Regions from separate parts of the Homo sapiens genome. Here region 1 is linked to region 2. A link is a loop called in an ENCODE intact Hi-C map of the cell type or tissue named here. Cell type or tissue: HCT116. All regions are shown on one strand. Links, peaks and the distances in the headings refer to the core of each region. The heading gives the core; the rest is flanking DNA. Region 1 has its middle 49 kb from the start of DDX3X. Region 2 has its middle 7.7 kb from the start of DDX3X.

The links. Peaks named below come from ENCODE experiments on the same cell type or tissue, not always from the same donor. Only the 100,000 strongest peaks of a DNase experiment are listed, where the experiment ranks them.
Region 1: it touches region 2 in a loop (3-fold over the local background); 12 of 110 quality-filtered maps call a loop at or near these places.

Annotation. Positions count from the first base shown.
Region 1 is chrX:41,374,842-41,391,701 of GRCh38, forward strand. No RefSeq gene overlaps it. Among named protein-coding and RNA genes, the nearest start is that of DDX3X, 49 kb to the left of the region's middle. RefSeq lists enhancers at 6,895-7,189, 10,662-11,179. In HCT116, for the core only: no CTCF peak of the experiment used is centred there; a DNase peak (open chromatin) is centred at 7,100; H3K27ac peaks cover 1,574 bases.
Region 2 is chrX:41,319,566-41,333,304 of GRCh38, forward strand. It overlaps the pseudogene SHISA5P1. Among named protein-coding and RNA genes, the nearest start is that of DDX3X, 7.7 kb to the right of the region's middle. RefSeq lists silencers at 7,831-8,125, 13,418-13,739 and an enhancer at 7,831-8,125. In HCT116, for the core only: a CTCF peak has its summit at 11,081; a DNase peak (open chromatin) is centred at 11,146; H3K4me3 peaks cover 1,624 bases; H3K27ac peaks cover 1,977 bases.

The sequences.
Region 1 (16,860 bases), core at 5,653-8,152, 51 kb after region 2:
CCTGGCTCAGGGGATTGGCGGGGAGGGTGCTCTGCAGTCGACCTAGCACAGCAGGACCCCAGCCTGAAGCGCATTTGGGGTTCCTTGCAGCTTCTTGAGTGAAGTTTAAGTCCAGCGCACCCACAGCCGTGCGCCACTCTCGCCCCTTACCATGTTGCAGGTTCTGCTCCTTTAACAAGCAGGCTGGTTACCGAGAAGCAAGGATACGTGGCACAGAGCATCCTCAGGGTCTTCAAAGGCAACACCCCCAGTGCTTAGGGCTTGCCCCGTGCCCTCTGGGTGGAGCTGGCCGGCCTCCCTGGGCCAACGGCCTCTCGGCACTCTGCAGCACAGTCAGCCTGGCCTGGGGTTGGGCAGGCAGCGTCCTGTGGCCTCACCTCCACCCTCCTGCCCAGTTGGCTGTGTCACACTCACTCTTTTTTTTTTTTTTTGAGACGGAGTCTTGCTCTGTCTCCCAGGCTGGAGTGCACTGGTGTGATCTTGGCTCACTGCAACCTCCGCCTCCCAGGTTCAAGCGATTCTCCTGCCTCAGCCTCCCGAGTAGAAGGGATTACAGGCGTGTGCTACCGCACCTGGCTAATTTTTGTATTTTTAGTAGAGACGGGGTTTCACCCTGTTGGCCAGGCTGGTCTCGAACTCCTGACCTCAGGTGATCTGCCCATCTTGGCCTCCCAAAGTGCTGGGATTGCAAACATGAGCCACTGCGCCTGGCCCACAGTCACCCTTTTAAGGTCAGGTTGGTTCCTGGCAAAAGTGTCCTTTCCGGGGGGCCTCCAAATATAGGATTTGGAAGACATAGGAATAGAGCACCCAGATGACTACGTTAGCAGAGCAGCCGCACTCAAATGATGCCTTCTCCATTACTTGAAGCTTCTTTTTGTTCAGCCATTAAAGAAGAAACTTGACAAAATAGGAACAAGGTGATATTTCTCAATTGCAAACCTTTGTAAAGGGACAGTTGGCCTCTAAAGGCTTTTTTTTTTTTTTTAATTTTTAGTAGAGATGGGGTTTCACCATGTGGCCCAGACTGGTCTCGAACTCCTGAGCTCAAGTGATCCACCTGCCTCAGCCTCCCAAAACGGTGGGATTACAGGCATGAGCCACCAGGCCCGGCCAGTTTTTTTTTTTTTTTTTTTTTTTTTTTTTTTTTTTTGAGACGGAGTCTCACTCTATTGCCCAGGCTGGAGTGAAGTGGCATGATCTCGGCTCACTGCAACCTCTGCCTCTTGGGTTCAAGCAATTCCCCTGCCTCAGCCTCCCAAGTAGCTAGGATTATAGACACCCACCACCACACCTGGCTAATTTTTGTATTTTTAATAGAGACAGGGTTTTGCCATGTTGTTCAAGCTGGTCTCAAACTCCTGACCTCAAGTGATCCATCTGCCTCAGCCTCCCAAAGTGCTGGGATTACAGGTGTGAGCCACTGTGCCCGGCCAAAGTATACTTATTTTTGAGAACAAGCTTTGCGGTTGCCAAATATGTACACAGATGCCGATGCCTCCCCTGTGAGCAGCATCCCAGGACCACTCATGTGCCCCAGCTCTTGTCCTCATCCTCACTACCTTGGCCAGGTGCTGTCAACATGAACAGCCACTGCCATGGGCAGCCTGTTCCACTGTCCCTTCTGCCCGGCTCACCCTCTGGGTGCTGCGGGGGTTTGGCACGTGGGGCAGGTTCTGATGCAGACTTCCTCCCTGGTCGTTATGTGTGTGTTTTTCTTTATGTCCTGATCCTTTTTCATTGAACCTAAAAGTGGTGTCTGGGTGCAGGTGTAACCAATGGTGGATCCAGAAATAAGAGCTTTGTGTGATAAGATTCTTACAACTGTCCCTGTCTTACACCTGGCCAGTGACTGAACCCTTGGTCTTTTTCAGGAGCTGGGATGTCTAAACCTATTGAAAATGAAATTGGAATTCCTGACATGGGAATTCGGTGTTTTCTCCTCGCTCCACCAAAACACTCACTTCTAGCATAGGGATTCAGGAAATTGGCATGTGGCTTCCAGAGTCATTTTGGAATGTCACAATCTAGACTCTTTTTTTTTTTCTGAGATGGAGTCTCACTCTGTTTCCCAGGCTAGAGTGCAGTGGCGCAATCTTGGCTTACTGCAACCTCTGCCTCCCGGGTTTAAGCGATTCTCCTGCCTCAGCCTCTGGAGTAGCTGGGACTACAGGCACCTGCCACCATGCCCAGCTAATTTTTGTATTTTTAGTAGAGATGGGGTTTCACCATGTTGGCCAGGCTGGTCTCGAACTCCTGACCTCGTGATCCACCCGCCTTGGCCTCCCAAAGTGCTGGGATTACAGGCATGAACCACCGCGCCCAGCCTTTTTTAAATGAAAGGCACCCATCAGTGGCCCTCACTGTGGGTCCCGGAACGTGGTCAGGGAGCAGGTTCTGTCTTCATGCGTCCTTTAGGGGTCCTGGGGCTGACTCCGCCTGCGAGCCCCATCCTGGGGTCACGTTAAGCACCTTTTGTAGACATTGTATTTTTATTAAAATGTCAAATCTGGCCGGGTGCAGTGGCTCACGCCTGTAATCCCAGCACTTTGGGAGGCCAAGGCGGGTGGATCACGAGGTCAGAAGTTCAAGACCAGCCTGGCCAACATAGTGAAACCCTGTCTCTACTAAAAATACAAAAATTAGCCAGGCATGGTGGCGTGCGCCCATAATCCCAGCTACTCGGGAGGCTAAGGCAAGCGAATCGCTTGAACCTGGGAGGTGGAGGTTGCAGTGAGCCAAGATTGTGCCACTGCACTCCGGCTTGGGCAACAGAGTGAGACTTCGTCTCAAAAAAAAAAAAAAAAGTCAAACCTGTGTTCCTGTAACAGTGCAGAGTAATATTTCTGAACCATTTGACACATGAGTCAGAATGGAAACTGTGAGCATTGTCTGTGTGTCTGCGTGGGCTGCAGTCTGGGTCCTGGGGAGCCCCCCAGTGATGTGTGCAGCTGCAAGACCCACACCAGAAGGAGCCTTGCCGTCCTCTGGGGGTTTGAGTGCTGGGACCCCTTCCGTGGGCTCAACCCCTAGCTCCAGGCCTCCTGCCCTGTGGGACAGGTCTACGGGGTTGGGACACCCACGTTGCCTGATCTTGTGACAGCATGAGGTGCTCATGGAGCGGAGTGTAGGAACCCTGCTGCTCAGATGTCATGCTGCACCAGGCTGACCAGGGCCGTGATAGTGACCAGCCACATGGCCATGGTTTCTAAGTACACCATTTGATATAAGGAGACGATTTAATAAAGCATTGTCTTAAAAAAAAAACTGGAGCAGATGGAAAAGGTTTTCATTCTTGTTGAACAGGGTGTACTGGGTATCCTTCAACTGTAGCAGTAGAGATGTTGGCTAGACAAGGAAATCATGCTGCTGGCAAAAATGCTGAGCTCCAGAATGGTGCTGAGTGGAATGTGACCATTTCCTGTTTTTGTTTTTGTTTTTTTGTTTTTCATTTTTGAGATGGAGTCTTGCTCTTTTGCCCAGGCTGGAGTGTAGTGGCGCGATCTTGGCTCACTGCAACCTCTGCCTCCCAGGTTCAAGAGATTCTCCTGCCTCAGCCTCCCGAGTAGCTGAAATTACAGGCGTGTACGACCGCACCTGGCTAATTTTTGTATTTTTAATAGAGGCGGGATTTCACTATGTTGGCCAGGCTGGTCTCCAACACCTGACCTTAAGTGATCCGAGCACCCTGGCCTCCCAAAGTGCTAGGATTACCGGTGTAAGCCACTGCACCTGGCTGAATGTGACCATTTTCTACATGAAATTGCCACATGAGCTCATTTCGAGCTTTGTATATTTATTTTGGTAATAAGAACTCTGTGGGATTATCCTTTAGAAACCAACAATATATCTATCAAAACTGAACATACACATTCCCTGACCCAGCAACCCCACTCCTAGGTAGATAGCCAACGGAAATGCAGATATATGTTTACCCAAAGGCAAAAATGTCCATAGCGGTGCTCTTTGTAATAGCCCCAACAGAAAACTACCCAAATGCCTACCACCTATAGGGAATGGAGAAATAAATGGTGTATTCACCCAGTGGAATACTCTACAGCAACAAGAATCAGTAAGCTCTTGAGAAGACATGGAGGAACCTCATGCATGTAATGTTGCACAAGAAGGCCAACAAATGTAGGAGTCCGTACTTTATGATTCCATTCATATTCCAAAACAGGCCAAATGAATCCAGATACCACAACTCAGGATAGTGGTTATAGTTCACTAAGTTTTGTTTCTTTGTTTGTTTGTTTATTTTTTTCTCGAGACGGAGTCTTGCTCTGTTGCCCAGGCTGGAGTGCAATGGCGCAATCTCAGCTCAATGCAACCTCTGCCTCCTGGGTTCAAGCGATTCTCCTGCCTCAGCCTCCTGAGTAGCTGGGGCTATGGATGTGCACCACCGCACCCAGCTAATTTTTTGTATTTTTAGTAGAGACGGTGTTTCACCATGTTGGCCAGACTGGTCTCAAACTCCTGACCTTGTGATCCACCTGCCTCGGCCTCCCAAAGTGCTGGGATTACAGACATGGGCCACTGTGTCTGGCCATAGTTCACTAAGTTTTTAAAAATCCGTGATAGCAAATGGTTTACAGGGTACAAAGTGCCTTTGCATATGTGTTATCTCACGTTTTGCTCATTTTCATGCCAAGTGGACTTTATTGAGATATTATTTACATATAACAAAGTGCATAAATTTTAAGTGATGACCCTAATGAATTTTACCACACATACACACCCAGGTAACCCACACCAAGATCAAGCTACAGAACATTCCTGAACTCCTGAGAGTTCCTTCACATGATCTCCTTTGATCATCATGACAATCTCTGGACAGCAGAGCCATTATCTGCCCATATCATCTCTGAGGAACATCAGCCTTAGAGGCCAAGACCTGCCATGGTCCCAGTGCCCCCTCTGGGTTGGGACGGTGCTGCCCTCATGGCAGAGAAATGGCTGAGAGGCTCTCAGTAGCCTTCTCAGAACCCTCTGACTTGAGTTGGCATCATTAGCCTATGAATTCACTTTCTGGAAAATGAGGCTCTGTCCCCTTGCTACACAGCTGGGCAGGGAGCTGGGGAGGTGGGTTGGGTGGCACTAGCTAGTTATTTTTTTATTTTATTTATTTATTTATTTTGAGACAGTCTCACTCTGTTGCCCAGGCTGGAGTGCAGTGGCATGATCTCGGCTCACTACAACCTCCGCCTCCCAGGTTCAAGCGATTCTCTTGCCTCAGCCTCCTCATAGCTGGGACTATAGGCGCGCACCACCGTACCTGGCTAATTTTTTTTTTTTTTTCTTGAGATGGAGTCTCGCTCTGTCGCCCAGGCTGGAGTGCAGTGCGCAATCTCAGCTCACTGCAAGCTCCGCCTCATGGGTTCACGCCATTCTTCTGCCTCAGCCTCCTGAGTAGCTGGGACTATAGGTGCCCGCCACCATGCCCGGCTAATTTTTTGTATTTTTAGTAAAGGCGGGGTTTCACCGTGTTAGCCAGGATGGTCTCGATCTCCTGACCTCGTGATCTTCCCGCCTTGGCCTCCCAAAGTGCTGGCATTACAGGCATGAGCCACCTTGCCCAGCCAGTTTTTTTGTATTTTTAGTAGAGATGGGGTTTCACCATGTTGGCCAGGCTGGTCTCAAACTCCTGACATTAGGTGACCCACCCACCTTGGCTCCCCAAAGTGCTGGGATTACAGGCATTAGCCACTGTGCCTGGCCCTGGCTAGTTATTTTTAAACTCCAGTTATTTTCCAGAGCTATCTCCCAACCATCACCATTACGGACAATGCCCTGGAGTCTGAGGGTTGGCAGTGCCAGGTGAGGGATGCTAGTGTCTGTGAGAAACTGCCCTTGGGGAGGGAGTGGCCACCAACCAGCCCAACTGGGTGGGCAGGGCTCCTGGGAGAAACAGGCAGATGCTGCACGGGAATGAGGCCTGTGTGGGCCTCATGCTGAAGCTTCAGGGGCGGCTCGGTGTGAGTGCATTCAGGGTTCGATTCTCACCACCCCCAGTCCCTGCCTGGGCCTGGGTGAGGTTTGAGGGCTGACCCGAGGCAAGCCCAGAGCAAAGACAAGGTGCACATTGGGCTTTCCTGAGGCCTTCTCCCTCCAGTTCCAAGCCCTTTCTCAAACTGACTGTTTCCCCAGGACATGGCCCTGGGGGCGAGGCCAGAATCCCTTGTGGCCTCTTTTCTCTCTCTCTCTCTTTTTTTTTTGAGATGGAGTTTCGCTCTTGTTGCCCAGGCTGGAGTGCAATGGCGTGATCTCGGCTCACCGCATCCTCCGCCTCCCAGGTTCAAGCAATTCTCCTGCCTCAGCCTCCCCAGTAGCTGGGATTACAGGCATTTGCCACCATGCCCGGCTACTTTTGTATTTTTAGTAGAGACAGGGTTTCTCCATGTTGGTCAGGCTGGTCTTGAACTCCCGACCTCAGGTGATCTGCCCGCCCTGGCCTCCCGAAGTGCTGGAATTACAGGCGTGAGCCACCATGCCCGGCCGTTTTTTTTTTTTGAGACGGAGTCTCACTCTGTTGCCCGGGCTGGAGTGTAGTGGCGAGGTCTCGGCTCACTGCAACCTCCACCTCCCAAGTTCAAGCAATTCTGCCTCAGCCTCCCGAGTAGCTGGGATTACAGGCGCCCGCCACTACGCCCAGCTAATTTTTTGTATTTTTAGTAGAGACGGGGTTTCACCATGTTGGCTAGGCTGGTCTCAAACTCCTGACCTTGTGATTCGCCCTCCTCTGCCTCCCAAAGAGCTGGAATTACAGGCTTGAGCCACCAGGCCTGGCCTCGTGGCCTTTTTTCTTTAGGGGCGACCTGGTGGGTTCATCTGGAGCAAGGATGCCCTTCCTCACTTTGCTCAGAGCTCTGGGAAATTTCTGGGCCCTCTTAGGCAGTTCTCTTGATTCTCCCAGTCATGAACAAAGGCCCCCGTCCCCCACTGGGACTGGAACTCTTTGTTCTGGAAAGCTGAGTACTGCAGGGCAGGCCTGGGTCAGAGGCCACTGCCTGGTGTTCCCTCGGGGCAGAGTCCCCTCTAGCCACACTCTCACTGGCTTCTGAAAGAGGAAGGCTGACGAACTGGGTGACTCATCCCATTTCTGGAAAAGAGAGGATCAGGAGTTCAGATGGGCATGTTTATGACTGACGTCTGGATGAGATGACACGATAAACATAAGGGCTTAACAAAATTTAGCAAAGACTTGGGCAGCAGCCCATGAAGAAGTGTTTAGTTTTTCTATTAAAAAAAAAAAAAAGCCGGGCGCCATGGCTCACACCTGTAATCCCAGCACTTTGGGAGGCCGAGGCGGGCGGATCACGAGGTCAGGAGATCGAGACCTTCCTGGCTAACACAGTGAAACCCCGTCTCTACTAAAAATACAAAAATTAGCCGGGTGTGGTGGCGGGCGCCTGTAGTCCCAGCTACTCGGGAGGCTGAGGCAGGAGAACCGCGTGAACCCGGGAGGCTGAGCTTGCGGTGAGCAGAGATCGCGCCACTGCACTCCAGCCTGGGCGACAGAGCGAGACTCCGTCTCAAAAAAAAAAAAAAAAAAAAGCCAGCCGAGCGCAGTGGCTCACACCTGTAATCCCAGCACTTTGGGAGGACGAGGCAGGCGGATCACCTGAAGTCAGGAGTTCAAGACCAGCCTGCTGAACATGGTGAAACCCCGTCTCTACTAAAAATACAAAAATTAGCCGGGCTTGGTAGCGCGCCTATAATCCCAGCTGCTCTGGACGCTGAGGCAGGAGAATCGCTTGAACCCGGGAGGTGGAGGTTGAGGGAGCTGAGCTCATGCCATTGACCTCCAGCCTGGGTGGCAAGAGTGAAACTCTGTCTCAAAAAAAAAAAAAAAAAAAAAAGCCTTAATTCCAAAGCCACAAATGAGCCTACACCATTGGCTCATCTCAGCCTAAGAATCCAATTCCAGGAGGTAGGAGAGGGTGACCTGCGGTGGCCGAGAAGGATGTGACGGCTCTCCGAGGTGAACAACCGTTCATTCTCAATGAATAGTTTCACATGGACCCATGGACCCATTTCAGGGATTTGCTGTTCTTTAAAACACGGCAGAAAAAACCCCAAACAAAAATTCCTATGTACACCAGTCACCCCTTCTCTCTTCTGCTTTTTGGCTAACATCAGGCCAGGGACACATGGTGGCCCTAGCTCAGTCTTTGCTGGGACTTGGTGACAAGCCCAGGGACAAAGAAAACCAGTCTCTACTCTGACCTACCCCAAAGGGTGCCCATTAGGGACGGGGCAAATAAACAAGCTTTGAGATTTTTACATGGAAATCTCAAGGGACCAAGATTTCACTCACTCTGGTAAAACAAAAACAAAAACACCCTCCTTCTGTTCCCCGGAACTGAGCTTCTGAGTAACAACTGTTGGCCTCTACCCACACACACAGCTCAGTCTCTATTTGCAACAAGATCCTGGATGCTGGGCTTTGATATGAATTCTAACCCTTTGATTTCAGCACCTGTCTGTCCCTGCTGTGTTGTAAAAGTGGGGTGGGGGTGGGAAGCTATAACCACTTCTAGACAGGAAGTTATTTAGGCAAAAAAAAAAAAAAAAAAACAAACAAAAAAAACAGATGAAGCATTGCACCAAGTACAAAGGTAGCCACACCTCAGGCTGAAAGGTTCCTTCCAGAGAGATAAGATACCCGACAGCAAAAGTCACACAGCTCCATGAGATCTGGGTGAAATGGAAACTTCCTGTTTATTTTAGTCCCTTCAGCCTGGGGGTGGAGAGGGAGCAGCAGAGATGGAAGCCGTGGCTGCTACTTTTGTTAAGAATCAAAACTGCTGGATCAGTCCAGAAGATTGTGGCATCGCCTGTCCCATCAACCATGCCCTCCCGTTCCCACCAAGGACACGACAGAGATAATACCATGAGAATATATGAGTTGCCCACAACTAGCACCAGATGCTGTTGGCAGGCTCATTTTAACTTCACAGCATCCTTCTGGGGATGGGAATAGGAGGGAGTAGATACAATCGTCTTTTTTTTTTTGAGGCGGAGTCTTGCTCTGTCGCCCAGGCTGGAGTGCGGTGGCAAGATCTCGGCTCACTGCAACCTCCGCCTCCCGGGTTCAAGTGATTCTCCTGCCTCAGCCTCCCAAGTAGCTGGGATTACAGGTGCCCATCACCACGCTCGGCTAATTTTTGTATTTTTAGTAGAGACGGGGTTTCACCACGTTGGCCAGGCTGGTCTCAAACTCCCGAGCTCAGGTGATCCGATCCACCTGCCTCAGCCTCCCAAAGTGCTGGGATTACAGGAGTGAACCACTGCGTGTTTTTTTTTTTTTTTTTTTTTTTTTTTAACATATCAGAGCTGCGCTGGGGAGGGTAGGTGACGCAATCACAGTCAAGTAGGCGCTCAGAGGCTGAGTCAGGACCTGGCTTGCTCTCAGGCCCTGCCCCCACCCCAGCTACTTCCTCCTAAATATCTCTAATCGCTCAGTTTCTTGGACCTTTAGTTTTAGCACTGGGACTGCCCTGATTAATTCCTTTAGCAATGATCACACCCATAAGTACGCCATTTCCACCCTCCCCACCCTAGGGCTCTCTGGGGAAGATGACCTAGTCCAGGGCCACCCAACATCTCAGAGCAGTCCCAGGTAATTCTCAGGATGGTAGACAGGGCTTCTGAGCTCAGCACAGGGATGCTTGATGTTGTTCACACCTGTGAAGAAAGGCAGAAATACACATGCCAAAGACGTGGAGAGACTGGATCCCTCATGCATTGTGGGAGGGATTGCTAAATGTTGCAGCCGCTTTGAAAAACTCCTAGGAAAACCAGAGACCCTTGTTCACTTGTTTATCTGCTGACCTTCCCTCCACTATTGTCCTATGACCCTGCCAAATCCCCCTCTGCGAGAAACACCCAAGAATGATCAATAAATACTAAAAAAAAAAAAAGAAAAACAGTTTGGTGGTTCCTCAAAAGGTTAAACATAGAGTTACCATACGCCCCAGCAATTCCACTTTTAGTGTAAATCAAAAACTGACTGATGGCAGGCCTTCGTGGCTCACGCCTGTAATCCCAGCGCTTCGGGAGGCTGAGGCAGGCGGATCACTTGAGGCCGGCGGATCACTTGAGGCCAGGAGTTTGAGACCAGCCTGGGCAACATGGCGAAACCCCGTCTCTACTAAAAATACAAAATTAGCCGGGTGTGGTGGCTCACACCTGTAATTCCAGCTACTTGTGAGGCTGAGGCAACAGAATTCCTTGAGCCCGGGAGGCAGAGGCTGCAGTGAGCCACGATGGTGTTACTGCACTACAGCCTGCGACAGAATGAGACTCTGTCTCAAAAACAACAACAACAAACGACTGAGACAGGTTTCAACGAATTTAGAGGTTTATTTAGCCAAGGTTGAGGACATGTCTGGGGGAAAAAAAAACACAAGTCACAGTAGAATCTGTGTCCTGTGCTTTTTCCAAAGAGGGTTTGGGAACTTCAGTATTTAAAGGGGAAAGAACAGCCGGGTGTGGTGGCTCAGGCCTGTAATCCCAGCACTTTGGGAGGCCAAGGCAGGAGGATCGCTTGAGCCCAGGAGTCCAAGACCAGCCAGGGCAACTTGGCAAAACCTCCTCTCTACTAAAAATACAAAAATTGGCTGGGCATGGTGGCTCACGCCTGTAATCCCAGCACTTTGGGAGGCCGAGGAGGGTGGATCATGAGATCAGGGGTTCAAGATCAGCCTGGCCAAGATGGTGAAACCCTGTCTCTACTAAAAATACAAAAATTAGCTGGGCGTGGTGCAGACACCTGTAATCCCAGCTACTTGGGAGGCTGAGGCAGGAGAGTTGCTTGAACCTGGGGGAGGAGGTTGCAGTGAGCCAAGATGGCGCCACTGCACTCTAGCCTGGGTGACAGAGTGAGATTCTGTCTCCAAAAAAAAAAAAAAAAAAATTAGCCGGGCGTGGTGATGCATGCCTGTGGTCCCAGCTGCTCAGGAGGCTGAGGTGGGAGGATCACCTGAGCACAGGTGGTAGAGGTTGCAGTGAGCCAAGATCATGCCACTGCATTCCAGCCTGGGCATCAGAATGAGAGCCTGTCTCAAAAAAATAAATAAATAAATAAATAAAAATAAAAATAAATGAAAAATAAAGGGGAAAGGGCCAGGCGTGGTGGGTGGCTCACTCTTGTAATCCCAGCACTTTGGGAGGCCTAGGCTGGCAGATCACTTGAGGTCAGGAGTTCAAGACCAGCCTGGCCAACATGGTGATACCCCATCTCTACTAAAAATACAAAAATTAGACGGTCATGGTGGTACACGCCTGTAATTCTAGCTACTCAGGAGGCTGAGGTGCGAGAGTTGTTTGAACCTGGGAGGCAGCAGTTGCAGTGAGCCAAGATTGCACTACTGCACTCCAGCCAGGGCGACAGAGGAAGACTCCATCTCAAAAAATAATAATAACAATAAATAAATAAAAAATAAATAAAGGGGAAAGGGCAAGCAGGAGGGGAAGAAAAAAAAACAAGGTGGGTAGGCAATGAGGCACCTGGTTACATTCTTATGAGACTGTGAATCTACATTTTACATGTGAAAAGAAAGGGGAAGGGGAGGGAGTCAACTATGCATTCCTCCCCTGCTCAGTAAATCTACATTTTACATAAGGTAAAGTAAGCAAGTGAAATTACAGCTATCTGTTTGAGAATGAAAGGAAAGCAGTTTTTGCATGACTCAGTTCCCAAGCTTAACTTTCCCTTTGGCATAGTGAGTTGGAGTTCCATTTTTCTTTCACGCTAGGTATCTACCCAAGAGAAATGAGACGTATGTACGCATAAAACTCCTACACGAGTGTTCACAGCAGCATTATTCATAATAGCCCCAAATTGGAAACAACCCAATTGTCTACTGAGAAAAGAAAAATAGCTCAGAGCAGGCCCAGAGAGACATGAATAGGGACTTCAGTCATCATCTCCCCAGCCCCCACCGCATGCCTGGGGACAATTGTTTAAAGTCACTTTGTTCCTGACTAGCTGGCTCACCTATTATCTTCATGTACCTGGGATTTGTGATATAAAGACAAATTTTTACTTTAAAAATCCACTTGTAGGCCTGGCACGGTGGCTCACGCATGTAATCCCAGCAGTTTGGGAAGCCTAGGCAGGTGGATCACTTGAGGCCAGGACTTCCAGACTAACCTGGCCAAACATGGCAAAACCCCGTCTCTACTCAAAATACAAAAGTTAAAAACAAACAAACAAACAAAAGTTAGCTGGGCATGGTGGCGTGTGCCTGTAATCGCAGCTACTCAGGAGGCTGAGTCAGGAGAATCTCTTGAACCTGGGAGGGAGGTGGAGGTTGCAGTGAGCTGAGATCACGCCACTGCACTCCAGCCTGGGCAACAGAGCAAAACTTGGTCTCCAAAAAAAAAAAAAAAATCCACTTGTAACTGCTGCTAGGCAGAATGTTATGTTCAGGGCAACCTGAATCTGTGCTCTCAGATAACAATTTTAAAGCTTGGCCCAAATAAACTCTCTACGTATATTCATTTTGCCCCAGCTTCTTCCTTTTAGGTTGACACCATCAAGTGACAAATGGATAAACAAAATGTGGTATATCCAAACAGTAGAATATGATTCATCAGTGAAAAGGAATGAAGTATTGATACATGCCATAACACTGGCGAAACTTGAAGACCTGTTAGTTAAGTTTATGGATACAAAGGTCACATATTATATATTGTATGATTCCATTTATATAAAATGTCCAGAATAGGCCGGGCACAGTGGCTCACACCTATAATCCCAGCTACTTGGGAGGCTGAGGCAGGAGAATCACTTGAACCCGGGAGGTGGAGGTTGCAGTGAGCCGAGACGGTGCCATTGCACTCCAGCCTGGGAGACAGAGCTAGACTCCGTCTCAAAAAACTAAAAAGATAAATAAAAAATAAAAAACAAAAATCCAGGAGCATTGCGGCAGGGGATATGGAGCCAAAGGCCATTGCGACGACATGAAGAAAGTAGAGTTTGAGAAGGAATAGCCTGGCATTTATGGAAAAATGTCTCAGAAGCAATGACTAGCAATAAAAGGCTGATTGAGAAACTGGGGCAGGAATCCAGAAATGAAATGATGAGGGTCTAGGCCAAAGCCTTGACAGGGAACTGGAGAGAGAAGATCCAATTTACAGTCTAAAGAGGAAACTGGCACCAGATTACATGGTCACATTAGTGAACCAAACTAGGGCCCACTTGCCTGGAGCAGCAAAGCCAAACACTGACATCGGGATAGCAGCGAAAGTGAGACATTTATTGCAGGACACCAAGCCAGGAGAATTGGCCAGCTAATGCTTGAGACTGGAACTCCATGATGACTTACAGGTAAGGGTTTTTAAAGGCAAAGAGGTAGAGGTTACAGGCAAAGTCATAAATCAAGGCAGGACATCCTCAAGTCCCGGGATTGTGGGGGTGGGGGCACAGGTCGTAGGTGGATTCAGAGATTTTCTTTTTTTTTTTTTTTTTTTTTTTTTTGATACAGAGTCTCCGTCTGTTGCCCAGGCTAGAGTGCAGTGGCACGTTCTCGGCTCACTGCAACCTCCGCCTCCCGGGTTCAAGTGATTCTCGTGCCTCAACCTCCCGAGCAGCTGGGATTACAGGTCCGCGCCATCATGCCTGTCTAATTTTTGTATTTTTAGTAGAGACGGAGGTTTCACCATGTTGGCCAGGCTGGTCTCGAACTCCTGACCTCAAGTGATCTGCCCGCCTCGGCCTCCCAAAGTGCTAGGATTATAGGCGTGAGCCACCGGGCCCAGCCAGGATTCAGAGATTTTCTGATTAACGATTAGTTAAGGAGGTGAAGCTTTGTCTAAAACTTTGAGATCAACAGAAAGGAATGTTCACTCTTGCTTGTGGACATGACCTCCTCTGGGCCCCTCAAAAAGAAATTTAGAGCAGAGGTCAGAGTTCAACCTTCAGTTCCCCGTTATCTGAGGTTTACATGCCAGCTGATCCTTGTGATGGGGGCCCGAGGTTCCGAAAAACAACTCAGGGACATATATCAAGATGTTATCTTCAATTTCTTTTTTCTTTTTCTTTTCTTTTCCTTTATTTTATTTTATTTTTTATTTTATTTTTTGTGACTAGATCTTGCTCTATTACCCAGGCTGGAGTGCAGTGGCGCAATTTCGGGTCACTGCTATCTCCACCTCCGGGGCTCAAGCCATCCTCCCACCTCAGCCTCCTGAGTAGCTGGCACTACAGGCATGGGCTATGTGATCTTTCTGTGCTTTAATCTTCCCAGTTGTAAAAATTAAAGAACAGTAGTGACTACCTCCTAGGTTGTCCTGACAGTAACCGAGAAAATCCATGTGGAACAGCAGAAACACTAAGAAGAATGCAAATGTGCTTTCCTCTCTTGTATTTCCATACAGACGACCTTTTCCCTGGGCAGCCTGTAGCCATCTGCTTGGGAGCAGGGAAGGTTTTTCCAAAGTTCTTGAGCAAATTAAATATAAATCCTAAAGATCTCAGATCACAATGTCTCTTCCATGAGAGAAAGAAGATACCCCTATGCCAACCTCAGTCAAGCCGTGAGACTTGTTGCCTTTTAGTAGGAGGATATGACCTGCAGAAACTGAAAGCCCAAAAGTCGTCCCTTCCGGTTCCCAGGACTTGTAGGCAGAAACATGGAGGCAGGACCAGGAGAGGTGTGGCAGTGGGTCCCAAGGTCACTCTTCTGGGCATATGGCCAGAGAAAGGGTAGAAAGTTGGGTAAATTGAAAGAGAAACCAGAAGCCAAGGTCTCTGGCTAGATTCAAATCTGGGACCCTGAGAGGAGATTGTGTCCCACACTGCCACCCCCCCCCACCCCCCAACCTGGGGGCCACATGGAACATCTTGGAGGTGCAGGACAGAGAGAGGAGGGCGGGGGTGCTGCTGTCCAGAGTTGCCCTGTGGTACTGCGTGGCCTGGACAGAAAGTTCTGTTCTGGCTGGATTTCAGCAAAGAGGGAGTCAGGCTACAGGTAGATATTGAGGCAAAAACGTCTACTGAGCCCCTAGAAAGCTCTGCCCTGGGAAATAGAGAGAGAGTGGTGCAAGGTTGAATTACAGTTGGAGCTCTCAAGGAATGATCTTTGAAGCCAAGCTTGGTGAGTTCACTGATGAGCAGGGTGGGGAGGGTGTAATTAGGGAAGAATCGGATAGAAGCCTGGGAGCATCCGCAGCCGAGGAGAGGATGAAAGACAAGGAGGTGCTGCAGAGACCTGAAGTGCAGCAGGAAAACTGGGGAAGTGTCAGAGGCATGTGAACCAGAGCAACTCCATCTTGAATAGGAGCTGGGTAAAATGAAGCTGAGACCTACTGGGCTGCATTCCCAGAAGGTAAGGCATTCTAAGTCACAGGATGAGATAGAAGATCAGCACAAGATACAGATCATGGCCCGGCACGGTGGCTCACACCTGTAATCCCAGCACTTTGGGAGGTCGAGGCGGGCAGATCACAAGGTCAGGAGATCGAGACCATCCTGGCCAACATGGTGAAACCCTGTCTCTACTAAAATACAAAAAAATTAGCTGGGCATGGTGGTGCAGGCCTGCAGCCCAAGCTACTCGGGGGGCTGGGGAAGGAGAAGCGCTTGAACCTGGGAGGCAGAGATTGCAGTGAGCCAAGGTCACGCCACTGCACTCCAGCCTGGCAACAGAACGAGACTCCATCTCAAAAAAAAAAAAAAAGAAAAAAGAAAAGAAAAGATACAGGTCACAAAGACCCTGCTGATAAAACAGGTTGCAACAGGTTGCAGCAAAGAAGCCAACTAAAACCCACCAAAACCAAGATGGCGATGAGAGAGACCTCTGGTCCTCCTCACTGCTATACTCCCACCAGCACCATGACAATTTACAAATGCCATGGCAACATCAGGAAGTTACCCTATATGATCTACAAAGGGGAGACATGAATAATACACCTCGTTTAGCATATCATCAAGAAATAACCATATAAATGGGCAACCAGCAGCCCTCAGGGCTGCTCTGTCTGTGGAGTAGCCATTCTTTTATTCTTTTACTTTCCTAATAAACTTGCTTTCACTTTAGTCTATGGACTCGCCCTGAATTCTTTTTTTTTTTTTTTTTGAGACAGGGTCTCGCTCCGTTGCCCAGGCTGGAGTGCAGTGGCGCGATCTTGGCTCACTGAAACCTCCGTCTTCTGGGTTCAAGTGATTCTCCTGCCTCAGCCTCCCGAGTAGCTGGGATTACAGCCGCACCACCACACCCGGCTAATTTTTGTATTTTTAGTAGAGACAGGGTTTCACCATGTTGGTCAGGCTGGTCTCAAACTCCTGACCTCGTGATCCGCCCACCTCGGCCTCTCAAAGTGCTGGGATTACAGGCATGAGCCACCATGCCTGGCGCCCTGAATTCTTTCTTGCACAAGATCCAAAAACCCTCTCTTGGGGTCTGGATCGGGACCCCTGTCCTGTAACAAAAGTACTGTTCCAAAGCAGCTCCGGGGGGCAAGAGCTTCAAGGATGTTCCCTAAGCACGAGGCTAATCCACGTGGAAAGGGCTGTGTTCCTCCTATGCTGCTGAGCACCTTGCTCTCCTTACATTTCTGCGTGGGTAAGCAGAATCCCCCAGCACTTAAACATACTCTTTTCTGCAGGCCCTGGAGCAGTCCTGTTGGATCCCAGGCTGACAGGCAAGCAGGTCCCCATTCTGGGAGCCACCCAGGGCCTTACTGGCAGGGTCCCTGCTAAAGCCACACCTGCTGTAGGTAGAGCAGGTGAGCTGGGGGCTTCAGTAGCCCAGGGGAGCTCTCCCTGGTAGCAGGGAGCTCAGGTCCTGACTCCAGGCCAGAGGGCATGGGAGCAACTCAGTCTCCTTCCACTTCCATGGCAACCTGGGTGGA
Region 2 (13,739 bases), core at 9,683-12,182:
GCCTGGAGTGACAGCGAGACCCTATGTCAAAATAATAAAAATGAAAATTACAAAAATAATAATAATTATTATCATCTCCTGGCCTGCCCTGTCATCCATGCCAAGTAAGGGCATGTACAAATTTCATCTACCCATTCAGTCAATGTTTATTGAGTACCTACTATGTTCCAGGTTCAGTCCCAGGTGCTAGTGATCTGAAAATGAATAAAATACAGTTGCCTTTAAGTGTTCACAGTCTAGTGGAGACAGAGACATTTTTTTTTTTTGAGATAGAGTCTCACTCTGTCACACAGATAGAGTGCAGTGGCACAATTTCGGCTCACTGCAACCTCCGCCTCCCAGGTTCAAGTGATTCTCCTGCCTCAGCCTCCCGTGTAGCTGGAACTACAGGCCCCCACCACCACGCCTGGCTAATTTTTGTATTTTTAGTAGAGATGGGGTTTCACCATGTTGGCCAGGCTGGTCTCGAACTCCTGACCTCAGGTGATCCACCTGACTTGGCCTCCCAAAGTGGTGGGATTACAGGTGTGAGCCATGGCACCTGGCCGGGACAGAGACTTCTGAGCACATGCCTTCCGTGGAAGTGTGGTAAGGGATGGAAAGCAGGCTGTGGGACCTCAAGGCAGAGCACATGCTCTGGCCAGGGAAGTGGCGAAGGCCACTCCTTGCTTGTCAGTTACAAACCAGTTGAAATCTTAGTATTATTCTTGCTATATACAGGTTATAGTATATTCTATAAAAACATTTCCAGCCATTATTTTCATCATGATTACCACTGGTTCATTTTCTGCAAGATTCTTTTCCAAAATGCCAAAATGGCTAATATCTAAACTGAGATCTTGTGAAATTTATGGCGGATTCACCCCTATAAATGATCATTTTTCAAAAATACAATGACAACTGTTAGTTCAACAAGTGGTCTTTGCTGTGAAGCTCAGGCATCAAGGAAAGGTGTAGATAGGTCTTATTGCATAACAGTCCTCGGTCCTAATATAGCAACGTTCATCTGAGAAGCTTAAAGGACTTGCCTCACATGACAAGCTGCCTCATTTTTGCACTGACTCTTCGAGGAAGGCAAGATAAGATTTATTATCCAGTGGCCTATATTCCAAGTAGAGAAGGATCCTCTCTGCCCAGGTAACTAGAAAAGTGTGTCTGATGACACATTTGGGAGGAACGAAGGGATCCAGCAGCAAGAAGGGGATTGAACCATTGGTTTCAGGTTGCAGTTCTCCACCAAGAATTTTTTGAAGTGTAAGGCCTGATCTTGCTTATATAGGACTGATTAAATTTTTTTCTTTCTTTCTTTCTTTTTTCTTTTCTTTTTTTGTTTGTTTTGAGTTGGAGTCTCACTCTGTAGCCCAGGCTGGAGTGCAGTGGTACAATATCCAGCATTGCAACCTCTGCCTCTTGGGTTCAAGCGATTCTCCTGCTGCAGCCTCCCCAGTAGCTAGGACTACAGGTGCACACCACCATGGTCGGCCGGCTAATTTTGGTGTTTTTAGTTAGAGACAGGGGTTACAGGCGTGAGCCACCGCGCTCATACTAATTTTTTTTTTTTTTGAGATGGAGTTTTGCTCTTGTTGCTCAGGCTGGAGTGCAATGGTGTGATCTCAGCTCACTGCAACCTCCAACTCCGAGGTTCAAGCAATTCTCCTTCCTCAGCCTCTCTAGTAGCTGGAATTACAGGCGCCTGCCACCACGTCTGGCTAATTTTTGTATTTTTAGTAGAGATGGGGTTTCACCATGTTGGTCAGGCTGGTCTCGAACTCCTGACCTCAGGTGATCCTCCTGCCTTGGCCTCCCAAAGTGCTGGGATTACAGGCATGAGACACCGCGCCCGGCCCTTACATTTTCATTGCAGTAAATACTTGAGCCTCAAAACCTGAGAATGCTTTCCAGCCCCATCTCTAATCAGGACCTTGTCTTGTCAATTTTCCCTCCATGAGACAGCTCTGGTGAAACAGTAACAGAGGGACGGGGAACACCGAGGTATTGATGTCTGGGCCAGAGCTGCCATCCAGGGCCCCACACCCCACCTTTGGTCCAGACAGCCCCTTGGCCCAGGTGTCCCTGCTGCCAGAACACATTGGACTGGGGTACAGGAGTTGCATATTCCATGAAGCCGGTGTCAGGGGAAGCAGGAACTCTCACATTAGCCAGGTTATTCCTCTCCTCCGGGCCAATTTCCCTCCACAACCCAGGGGTTTCAGTCTCACATCAACTATCATGTTTTAAAACAGAAAACATGCCTGTAGTCCCACCACTTTGGGAGGCCGAGGTGGGTGGATCACCTGAGGTCAGGAGTTCGAGACCAGCTTGGCCATCATGGCAAAACCCCATCTCTACTAAAAAAAAAATTAGCCGGGCATGGTGGCACATGCCTGTAATCCCAGCTACTAGGGGGGCTGAGGCAGGAGGATCACTTGAACCTGGGAGGCAGAGGTTGCGGTGAGCCGAGATCATGCCACTGCACTCCAGCCTGGGCAACACAGCGACTCTGTCTCAAAAACAAAAACAGAAAATAGGCAAAATGTTTGGCTAAAATAAAATGAAAACACTGCAGGGAAGAGGCTTGAGTGTGCTGGTGGACAGGCCGCCCTGCTCACCTGTGGGAAGGGCAGGGCCAGCAAGGGCAGGAGAGCTCCCTGTGGGCAGCTAGGCTGGGTGTGGATGTGGTCCTCCAAGTGGTCCCAGGGAGGATGCAGGGACAGGAACAGTCCAGGCAGACAGCTCTCAGATGAGTAGGGCTCTGCCTGAGGTGTTCTGGCATCAGGAGGCTGCCTGACCCCCAATGGGCATGACACAGGCTCCAGGGAGCAATGGGACATCGGCCCAAAGGATCAAAGCCCAATTTGGTCAGATCCCAAGCTTTACCTACATTATGTCTCTGGCTCTGCGAAGGGTACCCCCAACTCTGGGGACAAGCCATGGCCTCAAGTGGCAGCTGGCTACGCTGCTGAAATCAGGACACATCTGTATCATACTCACAGAAAGCTGCGCCATCCTAGTGTGACAGGCCACACTCCGTCACCCTAGGGGAAGCTGGAAAAGAACTCCAGATGTGCCCTGGAGAGCCCTCCACCTCTCAGGGGCCACCTCCCAGGGTGCCCCCACCACCCCATTCTTCGAGTTTGGCTTGAGATTTTAGGAAGCATAATTTCAGGTGAGGAAGATAACAAAGTCTGGTCCCAACCCACTCTGCTGGCAAGGATCACTCCCCACCTAGTCGGCATCAGAGGAAGCCACGTATACAGACAGGACACACATAGCACACACGGGGCATAAGGAACCGTGCCTGCACACCACTCACACACACATGACATGACCAAGTGGCAGCCAGAGAGGCCAGGGCATGCTCAGGGGGCCGCCTTCGGGGCATCCATGTAGTCTGGGTTGGAAGGAGGCTGGCTGGTGGGGTAGGGCGTGGCTGCTCCTCCAGCCAGGGTCTCGAAGTAGGCCGGCGGGCCCATGGGCTGGGCCGGGTAAGGTGATGGGTACTGCACTGGGTAGGATGCTGCTGGCATTCCTGGCTTGGGGGGGGCATGGGGTGGTAGCCCTGGTAGTCCAGGGTAGCTAGGTGGCACACTTGGAGGCTGAGGGTAAGGGGCATGCACCACAGTGGTGGGCGTGGTGGTGCTCACAACTGGACATGGTCAGCGGCACATCTTGTAGAGGGAGCAGCAGGAGCAGGTGAAGCAGATGATGATAGTGACGACAGACAGCACAAAGATGGTCAGGCCGACGGCCACGGTCGCTCTGAACCCCATGTTAGCCTCTGCCTTCACCCAGGGGCTTCCTGTTCCCCTAGACTTCCCCTTTCCATCATGGGCCACTCAGTTCCAATTTCCTCTCCTTTCGGAGAAAAGGAAAGCAAATCTCCCGATGATGTCAGCCACAGGAAGGACCACTTCATGAACTTTCGAGTCCATGATGGCATTTTTCTCCTTAGAACAGCTACTGTGCTTTTGGTACTATTCATTCATTTGTTCCACATTTACAAAGATGAATAGAATGCAGGCCCCACCGTAGAGGAGCTCACAGTCTAGATGACTGGCACTACATACTGCCTCATGTTGTGTCACAATCTTTTTGTGCATGTGTCTTGTGTCTCCAATTCCATGACAGCAGAGGCCATGTCCTAAACTTCTTTGTCTTCCCCAGAGCCCTTACTTAGCATGGTGTTCAATAAACGTCTCTTTTTTTTTTTTTTTTTTTTGAGATGGAGTCTTACTCTGTCACCCAAGCTGGAGTGCAGTGGCGCAATCTTGGCTCACTGCCACCTCCACCTCCCGGGTTCAAGCGATTCCCCTGCCTTAGCCTCCCGAGTACCTGGGATTACAGGTGCATGCCACCACACCCAGCTAATACTTTTTGTAGTTTTAGTAGAGATGGGGTTTCACCATGTTGGCCAGGCTGGTCTCAAACTCCTGGCCTCAGGTGATCCACCTGCCTCAGCCTCCCAAAGTGCTGGGATTATAGGCGTAAGCCACCACACTTATCCAATAAACATCTCTTGAATAAGTAAAATAATTTGATTTGATTTGGTACTTTCCTCTTCCGTGGTTTACTTCTGCCACCTAGATAAAATAATGTATCACCCATATGTAGAAATGTATTTTATTTATTTATTTATTTTATTATTATTATTTTTTATAGAGATGAGGTCTCACTTTGTTGCCCGCTCGAACTCCCAGGCTCAAGTGATCCTCCCACCTCAGCCTCCCAAAGTGCTGGGATTACAGGTGTGAGCCACCGCACCCAGCCTAGAAACTTGTAAGTGAGGAAATTGAGGCACAGAATGGTGAAGTAACTTGTTCCAGGCTGCAAGTGACTCATGGTTGCTTCATTCAAAATATATGCTGGACAACTTTGGAACCAAAGACAGCTATATATCCTTGATGCCAGTATTTAGATGTCTCTTAGATTCTGAGATGCAAATTGTGCCTTCATATACACACACACAGACTTTATCAAAATCATGTATATGTTTGAAGCCAGACTCTGGTTTATGCAAAATGATTAATATTTCTTCTTATATTCAATATCAAGTTGTGTGAAAGGTAACACATGATAGGTTCAAAAATATTCCAGAGAGGAAAGAGTGGGTGGCAGTTGGTGAGCTGCAACATTTTTCCTTTCACAGAACAATTCTTGTAGAAGAAACAGCATCGCTGACTTTTTCTATTTTCAGCACAAAGTAACACTTAACTGATTAATATTCAAGTGAAGGTGTACAGCCACAAACCTCATTTAATCAACAAGCAATGCAAAACAACAAACTAATGCACAGCGGGGATGCAAACGGGTGGTCTGCCAGCGAAACTGAACTCACAGAAAGGGTTTCAAGAGTTCTCAACTTAATTTTGAATACATAAGAAATGATATTTATAATATTTCTTTTTCTTTCTTTCTTTTTTTTTTTTTTGAGATGGAGTTTTGCTCTTTCACCCATGCTGGAGTGCAGTGGCGCAATCTCGGCTCACTGCAACCTCCACCCCCAACCCGGGGTTCAAGCAATTCTCCTGCCTCAGTCTCCCAAGTAGCTGGGATTACAGGCATGTGCCAGCACACGTGGCTAATTTTTGGATTTTTAGTAGAGACGAGGTTTCACCATGTTGGCCAGGCTGGTCTTGAACTCCTGACCTCAGGTGATCCACCCACCTTGGCCTCCCAAAGTGCTGGGATTACAGGTGTGAGCCACCACACCCAGCTGATATTTATATTTCTATAAGGCAAGAAAAATACAGGAAAACCAAACACTCATCTACCCATCAACCCGGCTGAAAAACAGAACAGTACCAGTAGCCCTGAAGCCTTCTAGACACAAACAGTACACTGAAATAATCAGAATTAGCTGCCAACAGTTACAAATTGGGACATTTCACACAAAAATCTGGATTTCCAGCCTCTCTTGAAAAAGCTGGCATCACTGTGCCTATATTCCCATAGGGAAATAAGGGGCTGGCCCTTCATGGGGCACCCATGCCGATCACCCCATCCCACCCTCATCTGTTCTCTGCTGCCTCCTCCATCCACATGACCTGCCCAGCCCTGGAGACATCTGCATTGGTAACCCCTGCCATGTGTTTCCTTTCTGGGTTGGCTCCTTCTCCCTTGATGCTGTTCAAGCTCTCCATTTCCCTAGTTCTCCTGCCTGTGCTTTGGGCCGTCTCCTTTCTTGGTGGAGCAGGACCTTTAAGAGGCCAGGCAAGGTGGTTCATGCCTATAATCCCAGCACTTTGAGGGGCCGAGATGGGAGGATCGCTTGAGCCCAGGAGTTCAAGACCAGCCTAGGCAACATAGTGAGACCCCGTTTCTACAAAAAAAAATTTAAAAACCTAGCCAGTCACGGTGGTGCACCTCTGTGGTCCTAGCTACTCAGGAGACTGAGGCAGGAGAATCACTTGAGTCCAGGAGTTCCAGGCTGCAATGAGCTATGATCATGCCACTGCAACTCCGGTATGGGTGACAGAGTGAGATCCTGTCTCTTAAAAAAAAAAAAAAAAAGGCACTAGGCTCCATGGAGATGTGCAGACAAGGAGAAATGGTCTGCCCTCAGTAAACGTGTAGCTGTGGAGGAAACTGACCTGTGGGCCAGGCGCAGTGGCTCATGCCTGTAATCTCAGCACTTTGGGAGGCTGAGGCGGGAGGATCACAAGGGGCCAGGAGTTTGAGACCAGCCTGGCCAACATGGTGAAATCCCATCTCTACTAAGAATACAAAAATCAGGCGGGTGTGGTGGTGCACGCCTGTAATCCCAGCTACTCGGGTGGCTGAGGCAGGAGAATTGCTTGAACCCGTCAGGCAAAGGTCGCAGCGAACCAAGATTGCACCACTGCACTCCAGCCTGGGCGACAGAGTGAGACTGTCTCAAAAAAAAAAACAAAAAAAAACCGACCTGTGTCTGATTACATATCATACAAGACAGGCAAAGATAGAAATAGAAAGAGGGTTACGGGAGCACAGAGCAGGAAAGACTGTATTAGTCAAGGTCTTCCAGAGAAACAGAACCAATAGGATGCATGGGTATGTGTGTGTGTGTATGGAGAGAGAGAGAGCGAGAAAGAGAGAGAAAGAGAGAGAGACAGAAAGAGAGAAGAGAGAGAGTATGTATGTATTTAATGAATCGGCTTACATGATAGTGGGGTTAGCAAGTCCAAAATCTTTAGGACAAGCTGCAGGCTGGAGACCCAAGGAAAAGTTGATGTTGCAGTCTTGAGTCTAAAGGGAGTCTGGAGGCAGAATTCCCTCTTCCTAGGGAGACCTCAGTGTTTTAAAGCCATCAGCTGACTGGATGAGGCCTGCCTGCAATATGGAGGCTAACCCACTTTATTCAGTCTACTGATTCAAATATCAGTCTCATCTAAAAAATACCTTTACATGGCTGGGCGCGGTGGCTTATGCCTATAATCCCAGCACTTTGGGAGGTTGAGGCGGGTGGATCACCTGAGGTCAGGAGTTCGAGACCAGCCTGGCCAACATGGTGAAACCCCATCTCTACTAAAAATAAAAAAATTAGCCGGTGTGGTGGTGCACACCTGTAATCCCAGCTACTCGGGAGACTGAGGCAGGAGAATCGCTTGAACCCGGGAGGTGGACGTTGCAGTGAGCCAAGATTGCACCACTGCACTCCAGCCTGGGCGACAGACCGAGATTCCATCTCAAAAAATAAAAAATAATAAAAAATATATTTACAGTGACGTCTAGACTGATGTTTGACCAAATATCTGGGTACCGTGGCCTAGCCAAGTTGACACATTAAAATTAACTGTCATTGGCTGAGTGAGTGTGTATGCAGGGATTAGAAGGTGGAAGCACAGGTGCCGGGAGGGACGTGGTGAACAAAGGTGCAGAGGTGGGGAGATGCTGAGCATGCTCAGAGAATAGTGAGAAGTCCAGTAGAGGAGCAAAAAGTGCAGCCTGGGGGTGGGGTGGTAAAAGGGGGCAAAGTGCACAAGATGGGTGGGGAACCATGGAGGATAGGAGCCATCGTGACTGGATAGGCACTAGGTCTGCAATGACCTTGAATGCCATGGGAGGTGTCAGAGGTTTTCAAGCAGGGAAATGGCACAACAGGACTGTGTTCAAGAAGAAAACTCTGGTAGACACACAAAGGGTGAGGTAGAGGGGGAGAGGTTGGAAAGTTCTATGGGACAAATGATCCATTTTGTTTGTTTGTTTGTTTTTTGAGATAGAGTTTTGCTCTTGTTGCCCAGGCTGGAGTGAAGTGGGGTGATCTTGGCTCACTGCAACCTCCGCCCCCCAGGTTCAAGCGATTCTCCTGGCTCAGCCTCCTGAGTAGCTGGGATAACAGGCGCCCGCCAACATGCCCGGCTAATTTTTTTTAATATTTTTAGTAGAGACGGGGTTTTGCCGTGCTGGCCAGGCTGGTCTTGAACTCCTGACCTCAGGTGATCTGCCCGCCTCAGCCTCCCAAAGTGGTAGGATTGCAGGCGTGAGCCACCGCGCCTGGCAATTTTTTTTTTTTTTTTTGAGACAGGGTCTCACCCTGTGCCTTAGCCTCCTGAGTAGCTGGGACTACAGGTGCATGCCACTACACCTGGCTAATTTTTTATTTTTTGTAGAGATGGGAGCTTGCTATGTTGCCCAAGCTGGTCTCAAACTTCTAGATTCAATGGATCCTCCCACCTTGGCCTCCCAAAGCTGAGATTATAGGCGTGAGCCACCAAGCCTGGCCCAGTTTTTCTTTTTCTTTCTTTCTTCTTTTTTTTTTTTTTTAATTTTTATTTATTTAAGAGATGGGGCCTCGATCTGCTGTCCAGGCTGGACTGTAGTGCACTCATAGCTCTCTGCAGCCTCAAACTCCTGAGCTAAAGAGATCCTCCAGCCTCAGCCTCCCAAGTAGCTAGGACTACAGGCATGAACCACTGTGCTCAGTTTGTATTTCTTGAGAGGACACTGGGTTGGACAGTTATAGCAAGATATCTTTAAAGGGCTGAGTGTGGTGGCCCATGCCTGTAATCCCAGCACGTTAGGAGGCTGAGGCTGGAGGACCACTTTAGCTCATGAGTTTGAGGCTGCAGAGAGCTATAAGTGCACTACAGTCCAGCCTGGACAGCAGATTGAGACCCTGTCTCTTTAAAAAAAAAAAAAAAAAGAAAGTCTTTAAATAATTCAAAGTTAAAACCTTGAAAAAGGTCCAGGCGCGGTGGCTCACGCCTGTAATACCAGCACTTTGGGAGGCCGAGGTGGGCGGATCACAAGATCAGGAGATCAAGACCATCCTGGCTAACACGGTGAAAACCCGTCTCTACTAAAAATACAAAAAATTAGCCGGGCGTGGTGGTGGGCGCCTGTAGTCCCAGCTACTTGGGAGGCTGAGGCAGGAGAATGGTGTGAACCTGGGAGGCAGAACTTGGAGTGAGCCGAGATCGCGCCACTGCACTCCAGCCTGGGTGACAGAGCGAGACTCTGTCTCAAAAAAACAAACAAACAAAAAAAACCTTGAAAAAGTTTTAAAAGCTTTAAAAATGATTAACTCTAATAGACATCAAAGAAGGTCTGTAGGACAATAACAGCAATAATCTGTAAGTAGGAAGGTGTAGGGGAGAGTAAATTGGTTTGAAGTACAGAGCATATAATTCCAACAAAGGACTGCTATGCAGCCCACAGCCCTATCTGTGAGGTAAGGCTAGGCTTTAAGTTCTGCATCACCTGAGAGAGTGATTGCTTAAAATGCCCCTACTACCTAAGAGGCAGCTCGGCCTCCTGAGGGCATATGACCCAACCCCCTTCACTATACTTCCAAGACTTCAGTCTTCGGTCACTTTGCATGAACAAAGGCAGAAATGCACTGAGCTTTGCTGTTTGAAAATATTTTTAGCAATTTTAGTGGTAGAAAAGATGCCCTTTGATACAATTTTGTTTTTGATCTTGTCTTCTTTGAGGAAGGAAAGCAGATTCCAGGCCGGATCTGCTGTTTGAGAGTATAATAATTGCCTAAGGCCAGGCGTGGTAGCTCACGCCTGTAATCCCAGCACTTTGGGAGGCCGAGGCGGGCAGATCACCTGAGATCGGGAGTTCGAGACCAGCCTGACCAACACGGAGAAACCCCGTCTCTACTAGAAATAGAAAATTAGCTGGGCGTGGTGGCGCATGCCTGTAATCCCAGCTACTCGGGAGGCTGGGGCAGGAGAATCGCTTGAACCCAGGAGGCGGAGATTGCGGTGAGCCGAGATCGTGCCATGGCACTCCAGCCCCTGGGTGATAGAGCGAGACTCCGTCTCAAAAACAAAAAACAAAAAACAGAGAGAGTAAGTACGGAACTGCATTTACCTCCACACCTATAATTATCCTTCTTATTATAGGGAAGTTCTATGTCTTTGAACTTTATTCCAAATCCACCCTAAAGAAAAGTATGGATCAGCTGGACCCAGGAGGCCCTTCCCCTGGACCTTGCAGAAAAATGACTGACAATCATGAAATTCACTAAAGGCTTTAAGGTACCTATCTCTTGGAATCCCTTTTACAACTCCTTTTCTTCTAGCTTCGGAATAGTCTAATTATCTTTGTCCCAGGTTTTAGGTTACTTGGGCACATTATTTATGTGCATCGCAATAATGTGATTTCAGTCTATCTCTGTCTCCATTCTGCATAGAGAGGTGTGACAAATTTCCTGTCCTCTGTGGGCTCACACACAGCTGCAGTACCACACGGAATTACAGTGGAAGTTTGAACAGTGGAGACTGTGGGAGCCCAGTGCCCAGAGCAACCTACTCTACTAAGGGAGTTGAGAGGATGGGGAGCTAGACACGTGTTATGTGGATCCAGAGCCACTTGGTACTAAGCTCTTACTCCCTGCAAAACACTTAAAAAAAAAAAAAAAGATCTTAAACACTACCTCTCCTCCCCCCCACCCCCGCCTTCTTTTTGAGACGAGTTTCACTCTGTCGCCCAGGCTGGAGTGCAGTGGCGCAATCTCAGCTCACTGCAAACTCCACCTCCTGGACTCAAGCGATTCTCCCACCTCAGCCTCTGGAGTAGCTGGGATTACAGGCGCGCGCCACCAAGCCGTAACTCCTGGAATCAAGTGATCCCGCGTGCCTAGGCCTCCCAAAGTGCTGGGATTACAGGCATTATCCACCACGCCCTGCCTCGCAGAGCACTTTCAATTCATGCACAAGCCCTTGAATCCCAAACACTCTTGGAGGCAGAGACTACTTTTATTCCAACTTTATAGATAAGGAAGCCAGGGCACTGTCAAGGGAGTTGCCTGGTGCCTGTAAGCAGGGAGCTGAACTGGTAGTTAGAGGAATTGCAATTCCCAGGCTCTGGTTCACTGCGCTACCTCCAGGAATGGGGGTGGAAGTGGAGGGAGGGGGCGGTGTTGCAGGAAGTACATTTGCTTCAATATGAACAGTTAAAATGCCTGGAAACATTAAGAAAGGGAGCGTGCAAAAAAAAATTTCCCTGGTTTCAGCCATTTCTTTCTTTTTTTTTTTTGGGGGGGGGCGGAGTCTTGCTCTGTCGCCCAGGCTAATTTTTGTATTTTTTTTAGAGACGGGGTGTCACGGTGTTAGCCAGGATGGTCTCAGTCTCCTGACCTCGTGATCCGCCCGCCTCGGCCTCCCAAAGTGCTGGGATTGCAGGCGTGAGCCACCGCGGCCGGCCTGGTTTCAGCCATTTCTAACCCTTTTTTAGGTCACTTCAAATAAAATTTGCAAATAACTGCCATGTGGAGAAAATATGCAAATGTTGCTAAACGGAAAAGTCATTCGGAGTGCTGTGAAAGTTGGCTCATTTATTTAGCTGCCTCAAGTGTGCACATCATTCTTTTTCAAAGTGAATGTGTTTAAAGACAAAGCTTTGTATGTTTTCCCGCTTCCTCTCCAATTGGATATTCCAATTATAACGTATTGATTAACAAAATACCCTGGTGGTTTGAACCAAGTATGCCTATGAGCAGGGGTTAATTGAAAATAGGGAACTGCTGTATATTTCAATTCTTTTAGGTACTCCCATGGCGGTACCCTGTACTCGGCTCTACTCAAAAGTAAAACAAAGCCCAGAACCAGGGTAGTCAGTGCATCCCATTGTTGCTATATGCAGTTTGAAGAGCTGTCGGAACTCACAGTTTTCGAACCTGACTCATGTTTACCCTGGTTCATAGGAAAACGAAACTGAAACAAAACCGAGGTCCTTCACCAAAACTCCATGAGAATCCACGAATCTCAGGGCAGGAAGGGACCCTAATATCATTAAACCTAGTGGCTCTCCAAGGGGCATTGTAGAAATCTGTGTATTTCTGGTTGTCACAATGACTGGCGAGAGCTACTGGCATTTAGTGGGCAGGAGCCAGGCACGCTAGGATGTTCTATGATGCTGGTCAGTCCCACAGAGCGAATAATTGAATCACTGGACACATGTCGGTGAAAAACTAGTTCATTATCATCTAAGCCTAGAACTAACACTGTTTTACATATGAACACAAAGTATCTTTGCCCAGTTTCCATATATCCTGAATTTTCCACAAATGCAGGTACTGTTTCAATTGAAGGAAGATTGTACTGTTTTATTTAAAAATTATTAATAGTTCATCATTTTGGAAAATGAGGTTCCTAGTAGCAATGCTGCTCATGGAACTTGAGTTGTGAAATCAACACACCTTTCCAGTTTGCATTTGTGGCTCTACTGGGCAAGTGTCTTCCCACCAGTTAGTGTAGCTGTGCGGCGGCATTTACATATTATAATACATTGTTTTATTATAATCATTTTGCTTTCGTTTGTTGACAGATCATGTTTTTTGAAATTGTGTTTGTAGGTTTACATAAACAATTTAGGTTTTGTTATTTCAGTATAGGTAAAGGGGGCGTTAGAAAATACTCGTTATGAAAAGGAGTTGGGTCTTTCACAGGGTTATGGAATGTAGCAGACTCCTTTTATAGATGAGCAAATTGAGACCCAAAGCCGTTAAACAACTTGCCCCCGACAGTGTGATATTCTCTCCCTATCTCGTTCGAATTTCCGTCTCGATTTTAAAAATTGAGAAGGGAGAGAAGTTATGTGTATAGTAAATTATGTGATGAGCACGAACTATTTGAATTCTGGCAGCAGAAGACCTTTTGTGGGGGTGGTGGAAACCACTGCGTTTTATTTAATTTCGTAGGGCTGAGGGTCAGAAGAGAGGGGAAAGCGGTCATAAGAAACTACGGATGTGCGGGCGCCGGCTCAAAGCCGGGAATCCACTAGTAAACACCTTCTTCTATTTAAGGGCCTGCGGCACCGAAGCCGGGACTTGGGGTGGCCTGCCTAGGAGGGAACCACAGGAAGAGGTTCCACCGACGGTAGAAACCCGGTTCCTCCTGTTCCTCATCCACCGCAGCGGCCTGAGAGTCACCCCGAGCCCAGGCCGGTAACCCCGCTGCAGCCCCTCCGGCAGGCCCAGGTTGCACCGGCTACAAACATTCCCGACACCCTTGGGCCCTAGAAGAGCCGTTCGCCACCCGCGGGGTCCCCGCAACGCCGGTGGTCACCGGCCCTAAGCCGCTGGGCGCCCCGCGGGAGGAAACTAGGGGCAAATGTAGCCCGCATTCCTGCGGAGAGCCGGGGTCCCGGGAGGGCGCGCCAGCGGCGGTTCCGGATCAGCGCGTGTCTGTCTCATTGTTCCCTCACCGCGGGGGGCGGGGGCGGAGGCGCGCGCGCACACGTCGGGGGGTTGGCCAGGAGGGGCCATTGTGTGTTTCTAGGCGGCGCCCCCGCTGCCTAGGCAACCGCGC